3 separate regions of the Mus musculus genome follow, and all the other regions are linked to region 1. Evidence: chromatin contacts called from ENCODE Hi-C or POLR2A ChIA-PET data. All regions are on one chromosome and are shown on one strand. The core of a region is the stretch at or near the end of the contact, and the rest is flanking DNA. Distances in the headings are between cores, read along the strand shown. Region 1 holds the start of Atg10 (autophagy related 10). Region 2 overlaps Atg10 (autophagy related 10). Region 3 holds the start of Ssbp2 (single-stranded DNA binding protein 2).

Region 1 (3,224 bases), core at 564-3,063:
CTCTGAAACTCTCTACTTATGTAAGCTTTACTGTTTTTCCTAAAGGGATGCTTATGTTTCTAAGAAATTTATTGAACGTTAAAAAGTGCTATCAAGATATAATTTGTTCTGGGCATGGTAGTAGATGTTTATGCTCTAGAGGCAACATGATGGTGAGTTCTAGACTAGACTGGACTCAGTAAGACCCTGTCTAAAATATAAAACTGTGGGGGTAGTGTGGTACAGTTGGCAGCATGGTTGCCTAGCCTGCACAAAGGCCTGAGTTCAATTCCCAGCATCACATAAACTGGGCATTGTGTTTAATACACACAGAACTTGGGAAGTGGAGACAGGATCAGCTTAAGGTCAGCCCTAGCTGTCCAGGAAGCTCAAGGCTAGCCTAATCTAGAAAATCTAGACAGGGAAAGATATAATTTTTAAAGCACTGTCTTAGATATCCCCACTTTGTATAGTAAGATCTACACCCTAATCTTGAAATATTCCATATTCAAATGAATCCAGCTTAGAACTATTTACTCTAGTTTCTTCCATTAAAATATAAATAACAACTTTCTGGGTTTTTTTTTTTTTTTTTTTTGCTCATTGAGACAGGATCTAGCCATGCATAGTGCAGGCTAGCCTCAAAATGGAGGTAGCTCTGCCTCTAGCTATGCCAGGCTGGGGTGTGTATAGCCCATTGCCCCACACTTGGGTGAGAGGGATAGGCCATCAAGCTCAGGCATGACGTCTTTAAAACTGCTCTGTGAGACTTTTAACTCCCTTGTTGCTCTGAATTTTTTTTTTTCTGCTAAGTTTTTCATTCTGTGTCATTTTTTCCTGTCAATATCGGACACTTTGGAAGCAATGAGGAGCAATGGTACCTGGAATCCTAAAATAGACTTGAGTCCTGCACAGGGTCTGTGTTCTCCAACCCTAACCATCATAAATGTTCACTTTCATCACCACAGTGGGGGCCACTGTCACATTATAATGACCCAAAGTAAGCCTTTGGAAAAGAACTATTGCACTTAGAAAGAGGAAGCCAATTGTCAAAGAGAACTTAAAACATGAACACAAGCACTGGAGGGAAGCTGATGGCCCCTGTAACCTGAGATGGGGGTCTATAAACTCAGCTTCTCTGAGGAGAGGCTGAGGCAAGAGGCTCAAGATAGGTAAAACAGGCATGAGAGTGCCCACTAGGAATCCCAACACTTGTGTGACAGAGGCAGGGTTGTTTAGAGTTCCAGGCCAGCGTGGGCTACATAGTACAAATCTCTCTCAAAAACAAACCCAAGACTGTTCTGGTTGGTTTGTTTTGTTTTGTTTTGTTTTTTCCTTACAGTTGGAAACAATTTACATCTTGCCGAAAACATGTAACTGCAGAAAATGGGGCTCCATTTTGATTCTGAAACCCTGGGCTTTACTACCAAGATTTTCATAATTATCACTATAGATGCAAGTATGGCTTCTATAAATCAGTTAACTAGTCCTTTATCTCCGCCCCCCTCCCCCACCTTCCCGGTTTTATAGATTATGGGGGGAGGAGGTTGTGTTGGCTGCAAATCTGAAAAGCCTGCCAGTCACTTAACTTCCTTTGTTTCAAGGTCACGTGAGCACATTCCTAGCACAAGGTGGAAAGGTCGCCTGGGCGGCCCGCGCCCACCTCCCAGGCCTGTTACTGGCTGGCCGATCCTCCACCCTTCTCAGGTCCCAGGAGGCGGGCGAGGGCTGCAGGCAGCGGCGGAGGTACCGCCGTGGTTAGGTCGCCGAGGTTAGGTGTACTCACCCCGCTCGCTCGCCCTGACCTGGAGCCGGCGGCGCGCACGGGGCGGAGCGGGGAGGGACGGGGCGGGGCCGGGACCGCAGGAGCGACACGGCAGCGGAGGAGCTCTGCCCGCGCTGCGGTGAGCATGCGCAGTGGGGCTGCACGGTGACGTCCGGGCGAGACCTTCCTGCAACCCGGGCGCCAGCAGCCTTCACTTTCCCGGAGCCTAACCCGCTTGGTGCTCTCGGCCAGGCAGGGGCAACCCCGAGCCAGGGTATCTGCACTCCCTTCCCCACACGCAGTCATTCTAGACGCCTGGCTATAAACAGGGGACTCGTGACAAGTAGAGTGCGAGCCAGGATGAGGGCCGCGAGCATCCCCAAGAGCCTAGAGAGCAGTACCAGCTAAATGAGGTGGTCACTGCCACCCATTTAAGGCTGGGGCGAGAAGTTAGGAATTCGAATGCTAGTAACTGTATCATTTGCAGCACAAAAATCAGAAAATACCAATCAGTAAAATGAAACCAAGAGGCAATGGTAGGGCCAAGGAAAATACCAGAAGATGTAGGAGTCTTAGGGGTTATGGGGACCGATAGAATATCTCAGGAAAAGCATGTCTGGTCCTTTAAACAGTACAGTATTTCTTAGAAAAGAAACAGGCAAAATGAAACTGCTGTCTTCAAATGTGAAAAGGGAAATTTTGGTCTTGAGCAAGTAGTGTAAGATTACCATGTTAAGTAGCTAATAAATTCCTGGGACTCTAGGTAATGGTTTTGCAATTTCCTGTAAGTCCATATTGTTTCGAAATAAAAGGTTAACAGTGTGTGTGTGTATGTGTTCTGAGTTTGTTTTATAATTGGACAGAACATAGATCTGTAGTGACCACTGGCAAAAGATGGGGAAGGGGCTAACTTTAAAAGGGGCTTAGAAGTTAGAAGGATGGTAGAAGGATGGTAGTTTCTGATTGTTGGTTTTATTGATGATTAAACCACTATTTTGTTTGTCAAAACAAAAACCAAAAAAAGTGACATTTTGCCACACACAAAATAGTTTTAAAACAGTTTTGTAAAAATGAACTTTAACTTTTTTGAGCAACTATTAATTAATTGGTAGCACCTAATTTAATTTATTTTTTAATTAGAAGGAATCTGTAGCCTAGGCTAGCCTGGAACTGTAAATACTTCTACATCTAAGTGTTAGGATTAAAGCTTGGAACATCTTAACCTGCTTCTATTTGACGTGTTAGTTTGTTTTGAAGGATAAGAAGTTATTTGTAGGGTATGGCAGCTCATGCTTATAACCCCAGCACTCAGTGAAGTAATAGGGGGTGGTGGCAAGAGGAATTCAAGGCCAATCTGGGCTATAGAGGAAATTCTAGAGCAGCCAAGTCTGCTTTATTATTTTCTAAAAATAAAGTAAAAATTACCAAAAAAAAAAAAAACCTGCCCATGTAAAAATAAGAATCATTAATTTACCATACT
Region 2 (3,304 bases), core at 778-3,277, 130 kb before region 1:
TGTACAATGATTAATGTTATTTATACCTTGTACATAAGTGTCTCACTATATACATAAATATTATAAATGTAAACACAAACAAAATGCATTATTAATATCAAAGAAGTTATCACAGCCCACCTTACCTAGGGATAGAAATACACAAAAGGCTTATTATTATTATTATTATTAACCAAGATGTCATCACGTCTGATCCTACCCAGTGATGGAAATGAACAATTTTCATTCTCTCAGTTCTATACTACCCTTTCATTCCCCCAAAGGCATTATTTGATAAAATCCCAGCATGGAAGGGAGAAAGAAAAGTTCCATGCATACCCGAGGAGCTACTGGTACCTGATGGCTGCTGAGGGGGAGAAAGTCCTCCCAGAATAAAAGCAACTCCTATCACAGTTTCCAGTCATTCTCATCTTTACCTTCCCTTTCTGACCATCTGAAGCCCCAGGGCGCCTCCTCTACCACACAAGTTCTGTGGCCTCTAAACCTACAGCTGTTTGCCTCTAAAGACACCCTCCATTTATGCTGTTGCGTCCCAACTAGAATCTCCAGTTTGAGAAACCTTCCTTTCAACATTCACTTAGAATGTACCTTCTCTGTAATGGTGCTGATGTTTGAATTGGACTGTATTTTACTTTTACCATTCTTTCTTGCAAAGGACCTTTGCCTTTCTTTCTCTGTAACTAAATTAAAAATATTTTGGCGTACAGAGGTTGTGCAGTGCCCACCTTTTCCTCTGCATTATATTTATTATCAGTCTTAAAGTTCCATATTTAATGAAGGTTTACAGAAGCGAACTGCATAAATAAGGTCCCTTTACGTCTCCCTTTTAAAAAGCAACATATTTACACTTGAATCGACACAGTGAAAATATATAATCAATGGATGATTGGTTGTAGACATCGTTTTTAATGACGGGGAAGGAGGAAAATGTGATGCTTTATTAAGCTCTAATACTGTTGGGTGCTCCCTCTGCTGGCTTGCAGCAGCAATTCAAGAACAGGGAACTCAAACAGCACAAAGAAAGACACCCAGGTTGAGCTTCCTTGTACCCTGCACTTTCTGGGAACAGCCAGGCTAGGAACTCACCGTGAACTCATGCGGAAATTACCCACTTATAGGAAAAGGATTGTCTTTAAAAACTGTTTATAAAGAAAGAAAACTGACCTCACTGTTCTAATGATAATTTTTGTTTATGTTTTTGCTTTTTAACTAAACCACCAACTTTATGTAAAAACTCTTCTTATTTTAGAGTGAATTTTTTGAGCTATAGAACAGAATAAGGTCCTTTTGCTTTCTAATTCATGTTTATGTTTTAAAAGTCTGATCAGGAACATAAGGGGTTAAACTCTTCTTGTGTTTCTAAACAGAGTTATTCTGAGTACCCTGAAGGCATTTAATTCCAAAACAGGAAGCCACAGAGAGGAACACTTGGTTACACTAATGTTATGCAGATCTTTTGGAACATATTTTCCTAAACACTTGCTGAAAGAGCCTTTTCTATACAGCATGCCATCACACGAAGTTGGAGAAGGGTCCCCCACTTAGCACAGCACTAACTCTCAGACTGTTCTTTGTTACTTCCTTATGTCCTCCATTTCAGTTGTTTAAAATGGTTCTCTGCTTGATCACAGAAAAAAAAATTAAATAAAACAAGCTAGGGGCCAGGGAGTGATTGTTCACACCTGCAGCTATTCTGTACACACACACACACACACACACACACACACAAACTATGATGTTAGTTATGATGACTTTTTAAAAGATAACATAATAAGATTAACCTAAGATCAGTACAGACACCACTGTTAAAGATCAATGTCCTATTTTAAAACAAACAGCTGTTTGATAAGTTTTTACCTCTATTCTAAAACCTCCCTTGCCTAGCAGGCTAAAGGAGATCTCACCCTTGTAGCTGAAACAACAAAACACCACAGGCCAGTGGGTTTCTGTAGCTAAGAAGTGGGCAGGAGGGAACATCCTCTGTTACTGACACGGTGCTGCTGCGGCTGTCTCCAACACTGTGTGAGTGAGTATACAGCTGCCTACAATTCCCCGGCCAACCGGGTGAGGTACACTTTAAGTCCCTGAGGTGTGCCGTGGAAAAAGACCCCACACTGTGGTGAACAAGCGTCACAGCCACCTGACTGCATACACCATTTCAAGGCCATTTTAAAGAACAGCTCCCTTTCTCAGCCTCCTGGCTTATGTTCGGTTGTGTTTTAGAGAAAGCCAATGATCACTGAGCCATTATCCTTCTGTGCTGGAAATTAAGGCTTTGTGCACACTATCCATGAAGATGAAGTGCAGCAATATTAAAAGCACCAGGCTAGTCAGAAAAAGCCAGATAGGAAAAACAACGTGTACATTTGGCTCCGTTTCCGTAACTGTTTACCCCACTCTTTGCTTGTGTGGCGAGGGGATGTGCAAGAGTACAGCAGCCCTTTTAACCCTTCTGCGTATGGGGAAAACTGGTTTTCTTTAAGCGCTTTTGAGTGAACAAGAACAAGGGTATAGGGTATAATGGGTGCTGCTGTCATTCCTATACTAAAATTCTTGACATTTACCTCTGTAGATGCCCAGAGCAGAGAGACTGGCTAATGAGTGGGTGCTTCTCCCTCAGGTGAGGTGCCATGGGACCACAGCAGCCAGGCACAGAGTAGATGGCAGACGCAGGTCAGAGTAGAGTACAGAAGGTTATTAATTTCCAGACTCGCTGTCATCCAGCCTTGAAACTGCTGAGCTTGTATCTTTTGAGCAAGACTGTCCAATCCTGAGATTTAAATGTGGACTTTCAGCTCACAAATATGTCCTCTAGTGTTCAGAGGGCATCCTCACCGAAATCTACAGTTACATACATGACTATAGAAAAAACGTACAGCTCAGAAGATCTAACAGCGATTCTTTGCTATACAATGAGTCATTTCACTTTAAGTTATTCGGTGCTTTATTAATGAGGCAACAAGGTTCTGGAGCTACAAGTTAGCAGGCTTAGACAATATCCAAAAAGACATCTTGAAGTGTGCAAGAAAATTATTCAAAACATGATTTATTTTAATTTACCATCATATAAACGATGAATGAGCATAAAAACTTAAGATGTGGTTTGTTATAAAATGGAAATATAGTATTAAAAAACAGCTACACCTTGCTCATTCCTTATGGTAATTCAGTTGTCCAAGTAGTCAGTAATTATTATAGAGCAAACTACCAGTGAAATTCTGTGGAAAATCCATTGAGGCTCCACCTCTGATGATGTCATCACATGCAAATGCATGGTGGTGTCAAACACTGACTTTATTGGGTA
Region 3 (3,512 bases), core at 785-3,284, 240 kb after region 1:
TTTTTTGAAAGAGTGGATTGCTGGCTGGCTCAGACCCATTTCTTCTAGGTCTTCACAGTCCATGAATGTAATGTTTCAAGCACCAAATCCCTGCAGATTATTAGAACCAGAAGGGAGGACATGTACGTCGTGTAGCTCAGCCACCATTGTGGGTCATTTAAAACAGAAAATAAAATTACAGTTTGAAATGGCAAATTATTTCTCTTTGGAATTAATCTAGTTAAGCCAATGTCACCTTGTATACTTTCTTTATACTCACTTCTTTTACTGGCGTAATTATTGTCTATTCTATAGAAATGTATATTTTTAAAAGCCATGCCTGCCCTCCATTATTTTTGTCATGCTCATGCCTCCTCCATTGGACTGTTTCTTCTATTCTTTTTCCCTCTTTTTATAGTTTACTTTCCACCTTCATTTCCCTCAAAAACAGTGGAAGTCCGTCCTCTTTATTTCCCCCAGTCTTTGATTGATGCTCAGTTGCCAGCCCGTTTTGATTCTCTCCCTCTGTCTCACTCACTGCCCTTCTTTAACCTTCTGCTGTTTTATTTCTGTCACTTGCTATCAGAACCCACAAACTCCATTTCTTTCCTTTCCATCTATCTCTGCATCTCCATATGCATTTTTATGATCCTACTGCTAAATGCTTAAAGCTGTGTGCAATAGAAAGGTATGCTTCCTCATTTGAATGTTATTTCCTTTCCTTAGCATAACCGTTACTCCTCTATTCATGCTTTTCTGAGGTCTCCATGTCCTACCCCAATGGCACCTCTCTTCCCCTGTCACCTCCCATTTGAAGCTCATCTCTTCTCTCAACCGGATTTCTACTCTGTCTGATTTTACAGCCAAGGATCTTTAACAAAATAAAGGATGGAGTCTATCAGAAACCAGGTTGCGTGTGTCTTGAGAAACTTTTGCGCATTCACTGAAATGAGATTAGGGACTTGGATCCAAAAATATTCTCCGGGAGTTTTCAGCTTGGGCACAGCTTTGCACATCTTGGGCTCTGCGGCCTATTCTGCTGGGCAAATACAGGGATGTCTTTCAGGGCCTTCTCTGAATCTTTCCAGTCCAAGGGTCAAATTGAAATGACATTGCCCATCCAAACTATAAAAGCAGGCCGAGTAGAGAATGCCTGGGCCCCTGGTCTGCTGCAGGTCTGTGCAGAGTACTGGGGAGGTAGGGACCCAGGCCTTGGGCCACTGCGGTCCCACGAGTCGGTCTCTTGACCTCTTTGGGAAGGGGAGGGGGTGTAGTCCCCTCTTAGACAGGAGGCAGACGCCAGGGAGGGTGGTCCTTTGGGATTCAGGGCTTGACTTCAGAGCCGGCGACAGCACCTCAGCGGGCGCCCCAATGGGAGGCACGGTGCCTCCCAGGGAGAGACAGAGGTTCGCTCAGTCCTTGAGCCAGAAGGTCGAGGGTTCAGAGCGGGCGTCCCCGGCCTGCTGGCCCTCCGGGAACGGGATTGGGGCGACACCCCAGACAGGAGGGATGAGATCAACCGCGGGTACGGACCCGGGGTGCCTGGCCGGAGAGGAGCGGGAGAGGAGGTTGGCGGGACCCCGGCGCCGGGTCCGCGGGTCCGCCTGTGGACTCGCCGGGCGCCCCGAAGTCTGGGGCCGCCGCGACTCCCGTTCCGCAGTCGCTGCCAGGCACTCCAGGCCGCACTTTCCCCTCCTCCCCGCGCCTTCTCTCCAGTGAGGAGCCGGGCGCGGGCGGCGCGGGGGGCGGGGCGGCGGCGGAGGGAACAGCCAGTTGTTTAAAATCCTTCTAGAGCAGTTTCTAATTCCCCCCTAGCGCCCGGGTTCGGAGGGGGAGGGGGGAAGGAGAGCGGGAGGGGGAGCGCGGCGGAGAGGGAAGGAGGGAGGGAGGGAGGGAGCGGGAGAGGGAGGGAGGGAGGGAGGAGACTGCCGCTTAGGCCGAGCCGCCGCCGCGCGCTCCGGCAGGCCGGAGGGAGGGGAGGCCTGTCAGTCTCGCGCGTTGCCAGGGCGAGGAGGGCGGAGCTCTGGCGTGGGGCGGCCAATGGTGGGGGTGGCTGCGTGGGTCGCCATGGGGACGGGGCTGTTCCCGGGGAGGCTGTGATGGGTTGACAGGTGCGTGACAGTGGGAGCTGCTCTCGGCACAAGCATGTACGGCAAAGGCAAGAGTAACAGCAGCGCCGTCCCGTCCGACAGCCAGGCCCGGGAGAAGTGAGTGTCTCCGCGCCGCAGCCACCTCCGCCTTCGCACGCGCGCACACTCGCGCACGCACTCGCACTCTCCGGGAACCGCAGCCACACGGCCGCCCCGCCGCGGGGGAGCCGGGGGTGGGCTGCAGGGGGAGGCGCGGGGCGGGGGCGCGCGGCTCCGGGGAGCGGCCGCCTGCCTCCACGGGGGAGCCCCCCGGGTGGGTGGCCGCGGGCAGCGGGCGGCGGGAGGGACGCGCGTGGCGGGGGGACGGCGGCGGCGGGGATGGAAACTTGTTTGGGTGGTTGAGGGGAACCACCCGCGGCTTCACCTCCTCGCAAAGTAACTTTGGAGCTGTGGTCCAGGACGGCCGGGCCGCGGCGCGCGGCGGGCCTGGGGGGCGCGGGCTGCGGGGCGGCCGGGGTCCGGCGGGGCCGCGGCGGGGGCCCGCGAGCGTGGAGAGGGGAGAGGACGGCGGGCCGGGCGGGCGGAAGCGGGGCCCCGCGGGGCGCGGAGGGCAAGTGCGGGCGTGGGCCGGGCGGGCGGGCGGGCGCAGAGACGCGGGTCCGCGGGTTCTCCCGGCGCAGGCCGAGCTGGCTGGCGGGCGGGTCCGGGGCGGCGGGGGAAGTTTGGGAGTGGGAGCGCCGAGTTCCCGGAGGGAGAGTGTGTGCTGGCCCGCGCGGGGTCGGTCGCGAGAGCTTGGCGCTCCTGCCTCCCGCCGCACACCGGCTCGGCGGCGGCCCCAGAACTTTTTGAGACTTGCGGTGTCCCCGGGGGTTGGTGGCCGCGGGCGCGGAGGGCAGGTCCCGTGGGCCGTGGCGGCGCCGCGAGGAGGGCTGCCCGCGGTGTGGACCCGACGCGGGTCGGCGTGGGGGCTGCGGCAGAGATGCTGGGCACAAGCCGCTCCGCTGGGTCGTGGGGGATACAGGTGGTAACTTCGGTGGGAACCCGGAGGACGTTGGGGAGCCGAGGTGCCACGGTCGCGGCACGCTGCGGAGCAGGCTAGTTGGCTGCTATTCTTGTGTACTTGTAACGGCGATTTGGTTGTTACTAAAATGAGAGCGAATAGTGACTCTGACACCGAGGAAGAACCCTCCCCCCCCCCCTTTTTCCTATGTGCAGATGTTCAGACTGATTCCCTGTACTGGGTCTGCTGGGGGCGGGGGGGGGGCGTCAAGCTTATCCTTGTCATTGAACATACTGTCTTGCTGAGGGGACTCAGGCTGGGGGAGAGCAAGTCCTTCTCAGAGGTACTCTGGGTCTCTTGCATACAAAAACAGCTTGGTAAATAAAAAAATCCAAATGTGTAGGCTACGGAGTTTACCCCCCTTGCTTAGGCAGTTAGTCATA

The links. Hi-C counts contacts between places; a loop is a spot of excess contacts on that map. ChIA-PET counts read pairs that join two places held with the same protein, here RNA polymerase II (POLR2A).
Region 2: a loop to region 1 is called in a map of left cerebral cortex, with 1.9 times the contacts of the local background. The contact joins the enhancer-like site here to the promoter of Atg10 in region 1. A Hi-C loop is called at or near these places in 1 of 37 maps with a recorded cell type or tissue (left cerebral cortex). POLR2A ChIA-PET finds 5 or more read pairs at or near these places in 2 of 5 experiments (Patski and embryonic stem cell).
Region 3: a map of left cerebral cortex shows a loop between it and region 1 (9-fold over the local background). The contact joins the promoter of Ssbp2 here to the promoter of Atg10 in region 1. A Hi-C loop is called at or near these places in 16 of 37 maps with a recorded cell type or tissue (Patski, T-helper 1 cell, gastrocnemius and 4 more). POLR2A ChIA-PET finds 5 or more read pairs at or near these places in 2 of 5 experiments (Patski and embryonic stem cell).

The regions. Positions count from the first base shown.
Region 1 is chr13:91,222,174-91,225,397 of GRCm38, forward strand. Atg10 (autophagy related 10) reads right to left here and starts at 1,814. Exons shown (of 8, transcript NM_025770.3): 1 at 1,766-1,814.
Region 2 is chr13:91,092,361-91,095,664 of GRCm38, forward strand. All of the region lies in intron 3 of Atg10 (autophagy related 10), which reads right to left. Among named protein-coding and RNA genes, the nearest start is that of Atg10, 130 kb to the right of the region's middle. Within about 2 kb of position 2,028, at least 1 of the 3 ENCODE cell types and tissues checked has a DNase peak (open chromatin) inside an H3K27ac peak, as active enhancers do; it is left cerebral cortex, where a contact is called at or near this core.
Region 3 is chr13:91,459,063-91,462,574 of GRCm38, forward strand. It overlaps Ssbp2 (single-stranded DNA binding protein 2), which reads left to right and starts at 2,035. Exons shown (of 17, transcript NM_024272.4): 1 at 2,035-2,186. The coding sequence starts at 2,125.